Regions from separate parts of the Homo sapiens genome. Here region 1 is linked to region 2. A link is a contact called in ENCODE Hi-C or POLR2A ChIA-PET data. All regions are on one chromosome and are shown on one strand. Each heading gives the region's core, a stretch centred on a gene start or an enhancer-like site at or near the end of the contact. The rest is flanking DNA. Distances are from core to core; before and after follow the strand shown.

Region 1 (4,870 bases), core at 1,037-3,536, 170 kb before region 2:
GTATCAAAGGCACACAAGCTCGCTGAAGAAAAGCAGAAAAAGAGAAGGAAAACAACTGCCCATTATTTAACAACCACCATTCCCATTTTGGCGTCTTTCTCTGCAGGTACCTTTGTTTTTCCCTCTCATATTGTACCTTTGTTTCTTCCCATAATTATGACATATTCCAATTTTATTACAAAGGCTTTGTAAACATCACTTTTAATAGCTATATAATAGCTTAGAAAGTGGGTTCATCATCATTTACTTCACCTCCTTCCCATATAATTAGACATTTTGGTGATTTCTAGTTTGGGGCTATTGTAAATAATGCCATAGTGAACATCTCTGTGCACATAACATTTTGAATAATTTCCTTAGACCAGAGTTTCTAAGAAGTTGCTAAGAAAAAACTTTTAAAGTTATTAATATGTAACGCCCTTTTAAGAGATTACAGCCAGACAGCATGTTTTGCCCACCACTGTGCAAAACTTGGTGAACAGGAAACTGTTTAACGATTTTGAGACAATACGGTAAAGTAGTTCACTTGGGGAGATAAAACTAACAAAATGAACAATCATCACTTATATTTGTGCAGCTCTTTGCATATTTTATCTCATTTGATTTGGCCAGTTCAGTGGGCTGGACAAGACAGATATTTGTTCCATTTGGAAATAATTATGCAAGGGCTAAAGTAGGAGATGTAAAGTAGTAAATAGGTATTAAAAATTGTGTTTACAAATGTTTCATGATAGGCAAAAATGCTCAGTATATATTATTAGGTGGAAAGGCAGAACACAAAATTACATAGTATGAAATTCACTGGCCTATGTATGAGTGTTTACAAAAAAGACTGAAAGAAAATATACCAAATTCTTAACAGCGGTTATGTCTGATAGAAGTTTAGTGATTTCTATCTTTTTCTTCTTATTGACCTATATTTTCTGAATTTTCTACAGTGAATATCTAGAAAGGTTTTGTGATGTGAAAAATACAGGTTGTTAAAATGAAAAACAAAAAGAAGACATCGTATGGTGCTACCCTTAAGTCAAAAGCAAGTGCCTGGGTGGTCAGCCATGGGGTAGGTCGGACCAAGTTAGGTTTTGATTAAAAAAAAAAAAAAAAAAAAAAAAAAAGGAGGTCTTTACAGCAGGGAGTCAGAGAGAAGGTCACCCAGCAAGAGAAACAACATCAAACAGAAGCACAGATCCAGAACTCCAGAGTCAAAGAGAATTTTAAGACCAGAAACATCATCTATTCTCAAAGCCACATTTTATAAGAATATAGACTCAGAAAGGGAAGGGACTTGCCTCGGCCAGGACACAGACACTAATAGCACAGAGATAACCATGTCTCTAAGAAACATGGGCCAGGGCAGTGCAGTAGCTGACTGGGGAAAGGGCCAGAGCTACAGCAAGAGATACTCAGGACAGGTGCAAGAACATGACAGTCGGAACCAATCAACATGAGAACTATGCACCAAAAGAAACTGTACCCCTGTCCCCACTAGGTTCTAGAAACGCGCAACAGGCAGTCATTGTGTGTGTGTACGTGTGTGTGTGTGTGTGTGTCCCTGCTAGAGATAGAGGGTGGCTCTAGATGGTCTCTGGAAGCCCCTCCCTTCCTGTAGCCTGTGATTTATAGATTCAAAGAGCACCTAACAATAGACCACAAAGCCTTCCCTTCACTCAAGTCTTGCAAAGGTGGAAAACAAAGCTCCAATGATAGAGAGATACAGGCAGAGCCATCGGAGCTGAATCCCAAGAAATCTCTTCAGTTCTTCCTCAAACAAAAGATGTTCTTGTCTACCTGAACAAATCAAAATGACACGGAATTTTTTAGTGCAAAATATTTACTAGTGTGAGGCAGAACATTATTATTTGGTTTAAGATTTTCTTTCTACCTGTCTCAGAGCTCAAGAGTTCTCTCCTGCAGAAAAGAGACTAGAATCGATCACCCAGGCACAGATGCCCACTCAGCTGAGGACCCCAGAACAATGAGATCAAGAGAGAAAGGATGCATTAGAGGAGGGGAGGACACGTGGGTGCCAGCAGACCACTCCCAGAGTGGAAAACTCCAAAGTTTGTGTTGGACAGTTCTCTGGGGGTACAACTTGGAAGGAAGGGGGTGAGCATTGAATATTGAGACATTCTCCCCCACTTTAAAAAATCACACACATACACACAAGGCTGGCTCTGGCAGTGACCCAGAACCACAGTTGCTACATTCAAAGCTGCCAAGGAAGGAAATGGATTTTCCCAGTCATTAAAGACAAGTGCTCACACCATGACGTGCAGCCTTACTGGCGTCTCCCAGCAGTGACACCTGGCCCCATTTGCAGGGGCCAAGTGGGAAGGGATTTGGTCTCTAACGATCCTGGGATCTAATGACTATGTAGACAGAGAGCTTAGAACATTGGGTTGATTTTTTTCTCCTCTTCCACTTTCAGCACAGTCCAAGGGAAGAGCTGACAGCTTGGCACCTAAAAACTATCCACGTTGGATTTTCTGATCCAGTTCCATTTATTGGGGCAACACAACATGACCTGGTTGGTGACCCCAGTGAGGCTCCTGCAAATACACAGCCCAGGTCTATCGCTCAGAAGCTGGGCACGGGTGGGGTTTGGTTGCCCGGGGAGGTGAAGCGGGGGAGTAGAAGGGGAGATGCTGCCTCCAACCCTCTCAGTTTCGGGTTTACTCAAGCTATTGAAAGGCCAATGTGGGAAATGAGCATATGATACAACTCCCACCCACCTGAGGTCCAGACAGCTCACCCACATCCTGCCCATGGGGTTTCAGGTTTGAGCAGTCTCAGGAATCGCATCCTGTCTGCAGCTGTTTCTAAGGCATCAGGGTCGAGAGTGTGGGCCATACAGGCAGAGAAACTCTCGCTGCTCAAAGTGCTCCAGGGACCAGGAGTAGGGCCACCCAGGGGGCACGTCAGAAACAGAGTACCTCAGTTCCACTCTCCCACCTGCTGAATCTGTAGCAGCAGTTTAACAAGAGCCCCAGGTGATTCAAACGCACATTGAAGCTTGAGAGGCTGCTCTAGGGCTCTGCCACCTTACTGGCTGTGTGGCCTTGAGTGAGTGACTTAACCCCTGTAAGTCTCAGTTTCCTCATCTGTAAAAGGACAGAAATACTTAATCCTTAGAATAACCCTAAGAGTAAATAACAGATGTAAAGTGTTGAGCACAATGGCTCGTATATAATATGTGCTCAATAAAAAGCAGCCATGGCATGGATGTGGTGAAAAGTGAACACTTTTACACTGCTGGTGGGAATATAAGTTAGTACAACCACTATGGAAAACAGTATGGAGATTCCTTAAAGAACTAAAAGTAGAACTATCATTTGATCCAGCAATCCCACACTGGGTAACCACCTCCCCCCCCCCCCGCAAAATAAGTCATTATATGAAAAAGACACTTGCATACACATTTATAGCAGCACAATTTGCAATTGCAAAGATACGAAACCAACCCAAGTGCCCATCGACCAATGAGTGGATAAAGAAAATGTGGCATATATACACCATGGAATACTACTCAGCCATAGAAAGGAATGAAATAATGTCCTTTGCAGCAACTTAGAAGGAGCTGAAGGCTCTTATTCTAAGTGAAGTAACTCAGGATTGGAAAACTAAATATTGTATATTCTCACTTATAAGTGGAAGCTAAGCTATGAGGACACAAAGGCATAAGAATGATATAATGGACTTTGGGGACTCAGAGTTGGGGGAAAGACTGCAGGGGTTGAGGGATAAAAGTCTACATATTGGGTACAGTATAAACTGCTCAGGTGACAGGTGCACGAAAATCTCAGAAATCACCACTAAAGAACTTATCTATGTAACCAAAAACTACCTGTACCCCAAAAACTACTGAAATAAAATGAATCAATCAATCAATAAAAAGCAGCCACAGGATACTGCTATCCTATTAACGTATCCACTAAAAGAGAAGTATCTCTCCATCCACTTCTCTTTGTACCACCACCATGAGCACCACCCTAATCCAAACCACTCCCATCTCTCCATGGAACTCCTGCGACTGCCTCCTGACTGGCCTAGATGGGTCCTCCCTGGCTTCCTACACTGCTCTCCACATTGCAGCCAGGGTGGTTATTTGAAGTGCAAATTTATTCATATCGCTCTGCTTCATCCCAAACACACACTTAAATAAACTCCTTCTTGAGGCCCATCAGGCCCAGGAAGTCACCCACTCACGCCTTCAGTCAGCTTATCCTCCCCATCTCTGCCACAGCCACACTAGCTTTCTCTCTCTTTTCCTCAAGGAACCATGCCTCCCCCTGCCACAGGGCCTTTGCACACAATAGTCCCGCTCCTTGGACAACTCCTCCCTCCTCTTTTTGCCTGGTGAATTCCACTCATCTTTCAGTGCCCAGGCTTGGTTGCCACTTCCAAGAGAGGTCTTCCCTTCAGGTTGAATCACCCTATTATGGAGGATTATTAAAGTCAAAATTTTACATTAGTTGTGTGATTAATTAGTATCTATTTCCCTGCATGATTATGCAGGCTCCACGAGGCTCTGTTGGCTCCATTGCTCATTACTGCTCCCTAGCACCTAGGAGAGTACCCAGCACATAGAGACTTTCCATAAAAATATGTTGATTAAATGACTAAGGATGGTGACAACACGAGGCAACCTCTAGGGCTGCTCATGTCAAAGGATTAAGGAGGATGCCTGGGACAGAAGCACTCACTGCCCAGTGGCCTTGACTCAACAAGGATTTATCAAAGGCCCAATAAAGGGACAGCTCCAATTGTGAGGCCACAACAGCAAGAGCAGGTGAGACCCTTCCCAGCGAGGCTTTGGTCTTGGTGCAGCGTGCAGACAGACAAGAGCAGCTGCACAGAGAAGGCCACCAAA
Region 2 (5,048 bases), core at 803-3,302:
ACTTTACAGCCTTAGGTTCCTATTTAGCAGCTTCCAGACATATTTTGTTTGATCTGCAGATAATACATTTGAGCTAACATTTAAAAATTGGGAGATTTCACATTATCCAGATTCCTTTTGTTTTTGGTTGAAAAATCTCAAGTTCTGGCATCTCAGGGCTTCTGCAACACATGACTTACACAGATGACAGGCCGAGTCCTCACAGGTAACCATCTATTCCTCGGTCCTAAATCCCTTTCTTGAGCACTCGGCCAACTGTGATCCCACTAGACCCCTACGCCTAGGCAGATACCTCAGCAGGACCAACTGAGGGGCCAAGTGCCAGCTGGGGGCTTTCTCCTCACCCCACGCTGCTCACTCCAAGTTCCTCTTTGGGTTGGTTTTTATTATTTTGGAGTTGTTGTTTTGGCTTTTAGTCACATTTAAAATGTGTTTTAAAAATCATTTTTTTGTTATATGAATTTTAGATAATTTGGAATATACAGTAAAGTATAAAGAAGAAAATGAAAATCACCTATCATCTTAACTGCCTTTTGGGTTCTGAATACACAAAGATTCTACGATGTTCTGAAAGGAAGTCCCCACTTCAGTGTGATGGAAGCCCTGGAAGCCTCCAGTGGGAACCATTTGTTCCATTGCTTTTTTCCTTTTTTTTTTTTTTTTTTTTTTTTGAGACAGAGTCTCACTTTGTCACCCAGTCTGGAATGCAGTGGTGTGGTCTCAGCTCACTGCAGCCTTGACCTCCCAGGTTCAAATGATCCTCCCACCTCAGTCCCCCAGATAGGTGCGACTATAGGCACACTACCACACCCAGCTAATTTTTGTATTTTTAGTAGAGATGGGTTTCCCCATGTTGCCCAGGCTGGTCTTGAACTCCTGAGCTCAAGCGATTGGTCCACCTCAGCCTCCCAGAGTGCTGGGATTACAGGCGTGAGCCACCCTACCCAGCCTGTTCCATTTCTTAAAAGTCAGGACATTCAACACTTTCAAAAGGCTGATCCATCTGACCTTTAATATTTGTCAGAGACAGACTCTGAGAACCCACCTTATTTTTTAGATCTGCATTTCTTCCTAATACATAATAACAAAAATTACAACTAGAAAGAAATCTTTTGGAAAGAACCTCTGCTGGGTGGCAGGCGGGGAGCTGGCAGCTGGAGGTGAAACAAGACCTCTGGCTCAGGTTGCATGTGCCCTCTGGTGGCAGCTGGGGGGTGGCTTTGGGCAGGGCTGTGTCAGCCCTCACGCTCAAGCCAGTGGTTCTCAAGGTGGGGCCCAGCCTCACTTGGGAATGTGTTAGAAATGCAGTTTTTCAGGCCCACCCCCAGACCTCATGAATGAGAAACTCTGGGGTGGGACCCAGTAATCTGTGTTTTCGCAGGTGACTTCAGGCTGTTCTGGTGAACAAGTTTGAGAATGATTGTTCTAAGGAAGTATGGGCCTGGTACTGGAGAAATGTGCCAACACGGCCTAGGGCTCCAGGAGCAAAACCCTGTCCTCCGTGCAGAGGAGGACAGGGAAGGGAACGGCGAAGAACAGGATCCAGGATATGCTGGTGCCAGGCCAAACGTGGCTCATGGAGGTCCCTGCCCACACTCACCTGCACCTCCCTCTCAACCCGAAGGCTGCAGAGCTGGGAAGCGGGCAGAATGGACCTCTCTCAGAGCAACCGGTCCAGGCTCCTTCGGACGGGGTTTAAAAGGCCCTGCCACGTGTGTGAAGCTAAATCTGGGATTCTTAGGAGAAAAATCAGGGTATCACAACAGAGTGGTCCCAGAACCCTAGAAAGCCCATCCTGAGGGGAAATAAGACTTGAACCTCAAGCAAAGACAGGAACCAAAAGCAAACGTTGAGATGGAACAAACAGAAACACTTAAAATATGCTCAAGGAGGGAGGAGAGAAAAGAAGTGTGGCCCCCTTGGTCAGATGGAAAGGAATTCTCTGAGACATTCAATCACCCAGATACCTTCCAGGAGGAAATGCTTTATAATTCAATTACTGTCAACAGAAAAAATCCCCACACTGACTCACAACGCAGCAGTACTGGCTCTTGTGGAAGTTGGTCTAAGGCTCCAGAGGGATGAAGCATGGACAGGCCCCCAGCAGGCCCCTGCTGCGAGGCTTCCAAGACAAGTGATTGTTCGCAGCACATCTAGCTGGTAAAGACATCTTTTTGCACCTGGCTAAATCAAGCAGGAGTTTGTAGAGAAAATCTGACAAAAAAGCAAGGTTTCAGACAGGCAGATGGGAGATGTCATAGTAAATATGTTACTTCAAATTTATCCCTCTCCTTCTAGAAACAATTCTGTTTATACTTGTCATTCTAATAATACTATTACAGAGATGCTCTGATTCAGTCAAGACACGGTATTTCAGATTACATGTCTAATCTAAAACCTTAATCACTCAATAAGTATTTACTGAATACCTACTATGTGGCAGTCATTGTTCTAGGTTTTGGGTTACAGCAGTAAATAAACAAAAATCTTTGCCCTCATAGAGCTTACATTCTAATGGTGAGGAAACGTAATAAACAAAATAAGTAAAAAGGAGTAAGGCTTAGAGTTCATCTTCTGCATGGCCTCTCATCATTAAACTCTTTTTTTTTTTTTTTGAGACAGAGTCTTCCTCTTGTTGCCCAGGCTGGAGTGCAGTGGCGTGATCTTGGCTCACTGCAACCTGCCTTCTGGTTTCAAGCGATTCTCCTGCCTCAGCCTCCCGAGTATCTGGGATTACAGGCACCCACCACCATGCCCAGCTAATTTTTATATTTTTAGTGGAGACAGGGTTTCACCATGTTGGCTAGGCTGGTCTCGAACTCCTGACCTCGTGATCTGCCCACCTTGGCCTCTCAAAGTGCTGGGATTACAGGCGTGAGCCACCACGCCCAGCCCAAATTTTTAATTCTAAATTTTCAAAACCTGTGTATCAGCTTTTTTCTGGACTAGAAGAGAGAGGGTGACAATGTTTAGAGTCTTCATGTTAGGAAAGTCAGCTCAGGATGGGGCTTCTAAAATAATATGCAACTGAATTACCCATTCACATCTTGTAAAATGCAGATTCAGATGGGTCTGGGCAAGAGCCCGATGCAAGCTCACATAGGACACCGGTGCTGCTGGGCTGCAGTTGCAGACCATGTTTTTGAGTGTCACGAGTTTAGGAGTCAGGCTGTTAAGGATGCAGCAGCCCCAAGAGCAGGAATTCTTAGCCAGGTCCTGCCCTCCTCATGATTCCTTGCGGCAGGTCTGCGCTTCCACCTGGGGGCGCTGTAGATGGTTTTCAGGGTACCCTTTTGCATCATGTCACCCAGTCTCCATAGCAACTCTGTCAGGTGAGGAAACGGCACCCTAGAGAGGTTAAGGGCAATCACAGAGCCTGTGGAGGCAAAGCTGGGAGTTGACTCCCATCCCTGTCTGGAGGGCTTGGCTGGGCCCTAGGGCTCTGCATGAAGGATGAGGGGGATGCCTTTGGGCAAGTCCTGTGAGGCCTGGGAAGAGGCCAGCTCAGCAGTAAGTGTCTTTGAGAGTCATATATAGCCAGGCATTTATGGGGCTCAGAGGCCCTTTAATCTAAACAGGCCTAGCTACTCTGGCCAGTGGCTTGGGGGTAGGCTTCTGGTTTACCTCTTTAGTTCTCTGCTGTGGTGTGAATTTCAAAAGCAGCAGTGAGGGCAGCTGTCAGAAATGTTCAGCCCTCCCAGGTGGCTCTTCACAGCCCAGATTAACACAGGCAGGGGAGAGGGATGGCAGGAAAAAGGATTATGCCCTTCCTGCAGGCTGGGAGTCATGAGGAGTTGTTCATTCTCATTCCATAGGATCTCTTGGAAAGATTGCCACATAGACAGCTATTTCCTTATGTAAAGTTGGGAGATGTGTCAATAGAGAGAGGTTATTCGGCCAGTCAAAACACACTCAGCCCACTCGTCCTCTAAATATTTAACCATCTAGAATGGCAAACACTGCTTTATAGCATGTAATAAATTATGTACTGAGATGTGGAGCTGCTTTATGATGGTGTGAGACTCCATCTCAAAAAAAAAAAAAAGAAAAAGAAGCAATGAAACTTGAAGATCTGAGTTTTCTCTCTCTCCTAGTCTGTCCCCATTAGTGCATCATGATTATAGCCTTTTGATTTTCATAGTTAATTGCTGCTTTATCATGGGCCTAAAATAACAAAGACAACAACTGGAGATTTCCTTGGTGGAAAAGAAAGTGCCAATGAGAGTTCTGTAGGCAGACACATTCCTTCAGGGAAGGCAAAGGCGAAAGCCAAGGCAAGCCAACATGTTCCCCCTGGGGAATTCTGCTCATGATATTAAGTGTGGAGTGTCTGCAACAGACTTGATGGCCAAGACTCAGAAAGGCTATCTAGCAATAAGGACAGAGGGTGAGGTGCCAAGAGCAGAATTTTCCAAAACTAGAGCCAAGATCAATTGTAACAATGGCCAAGGGAGGCAGTTGGCTTCTCAGAAGATGAAAACAGACAAAGCCTCTAAAAACAAGGGAGGATGATAAAAGTGTAGGTTAGTTCAGGATCTATAGCAGATAGGAAACCCAATAGAGTATTGGTCACTAAGTGGCCAAGCAAGATTCTAGAAAATAGAAGGCAAGGCATTGATGAAGGAAATTTGCTCTCAAGATTTTCTCACCAACTACCCCCCAACTCCACCCCTAACTTGCTTTCTTAGGAAAGGAGGGTTGTACCAGAAAACAAGTCAGCCTTGGCTCTAATCAGATGCCAGAGAAGGGAGAAAACAAATGAGAATGGACATGTCTTATGCACAGAAACCAAACCAACTTGAGATCCTGATGGGTCTCCCCCAAATCCTGGGTCTGCCCCCTACCCAGGGATCGGCTGTGTGGGGGGACCCCCACCTGATGCAGGCCGAGATGAGAACAAGATAGCAACCGGCTAAGCCCCACTCAGAACAATCTACCTTGCTGTGCTCTCCTGAAAGTTAAAAAGGCAGAAAACTAGTTTTATCTGTAAGAAAATGTTTATTCTTTTGAACCCCACAGGAAAAAAAAAAAAGAATGCAGCCAAGACC

What was found. Hi-C counts contacts between places; a loop is a spot of excess contacts on that map. ChIA-PET counts read pairs that join two places held with the same protein, here RNA polymerase II (POLR2A). Pooled maps may share reads with other maps.
Region 1: a pooled map shows a loop between it and region 2 (1.9-fold over the local background). The contact joins two enhancer-like sites. A Hi-C loop is called at or near these places in 1 of 50 pooled maps. POLR2A ChIA-PET finds 5 or more read pairs at or near these places in 2 of 52 experiments (WTC11 and naive thymus-derived CD8-positive, alpha-beta T cell).

What each region holds. Positions count from the first base shown.
Region 1 is chr1:25,674,092-25,678,961 of GRCh38, reverse strand. The region is part of intron 1 of MAN1C1 (mannosidase alpha class 1C member 1); the gene reads right to left. Among named protein-coding and RNA genes, the nearest start is that of MAN1C1, 60 kb to the right of the region's middle. RefSeq lists an enhancer at 2,519-2,568 and a silencer at 2,649-2,718. Within about 2 kb of position 2,286, at least 4 of the 41 ENCODE cell types and tissues checked have a DNase peak (open chromatin) inside an H3K27ac peak, as active enhancers do.
Region 2 is chr1:25,500,140-25,505,187 of GRCh38, reverse strand. MACO1 (macoilin 1) reads right to left here. Exons shown (of 11, transcript NM_018202.6): 11 at 4,979-5,048. Among named protein-coding and RNA genes, the nearest start is that of LDLRAP1, 41 kb to the left of the region's middle. RefSeq lists enhancers at 993-1,558, 1,559-2,126. Within about 2 kb of position 2,052, at least 5 of the 41 ENCODE cell types and tissues checked have a DNase peak (open chromatin) inside an H3K27ac peak, as active enhancers do.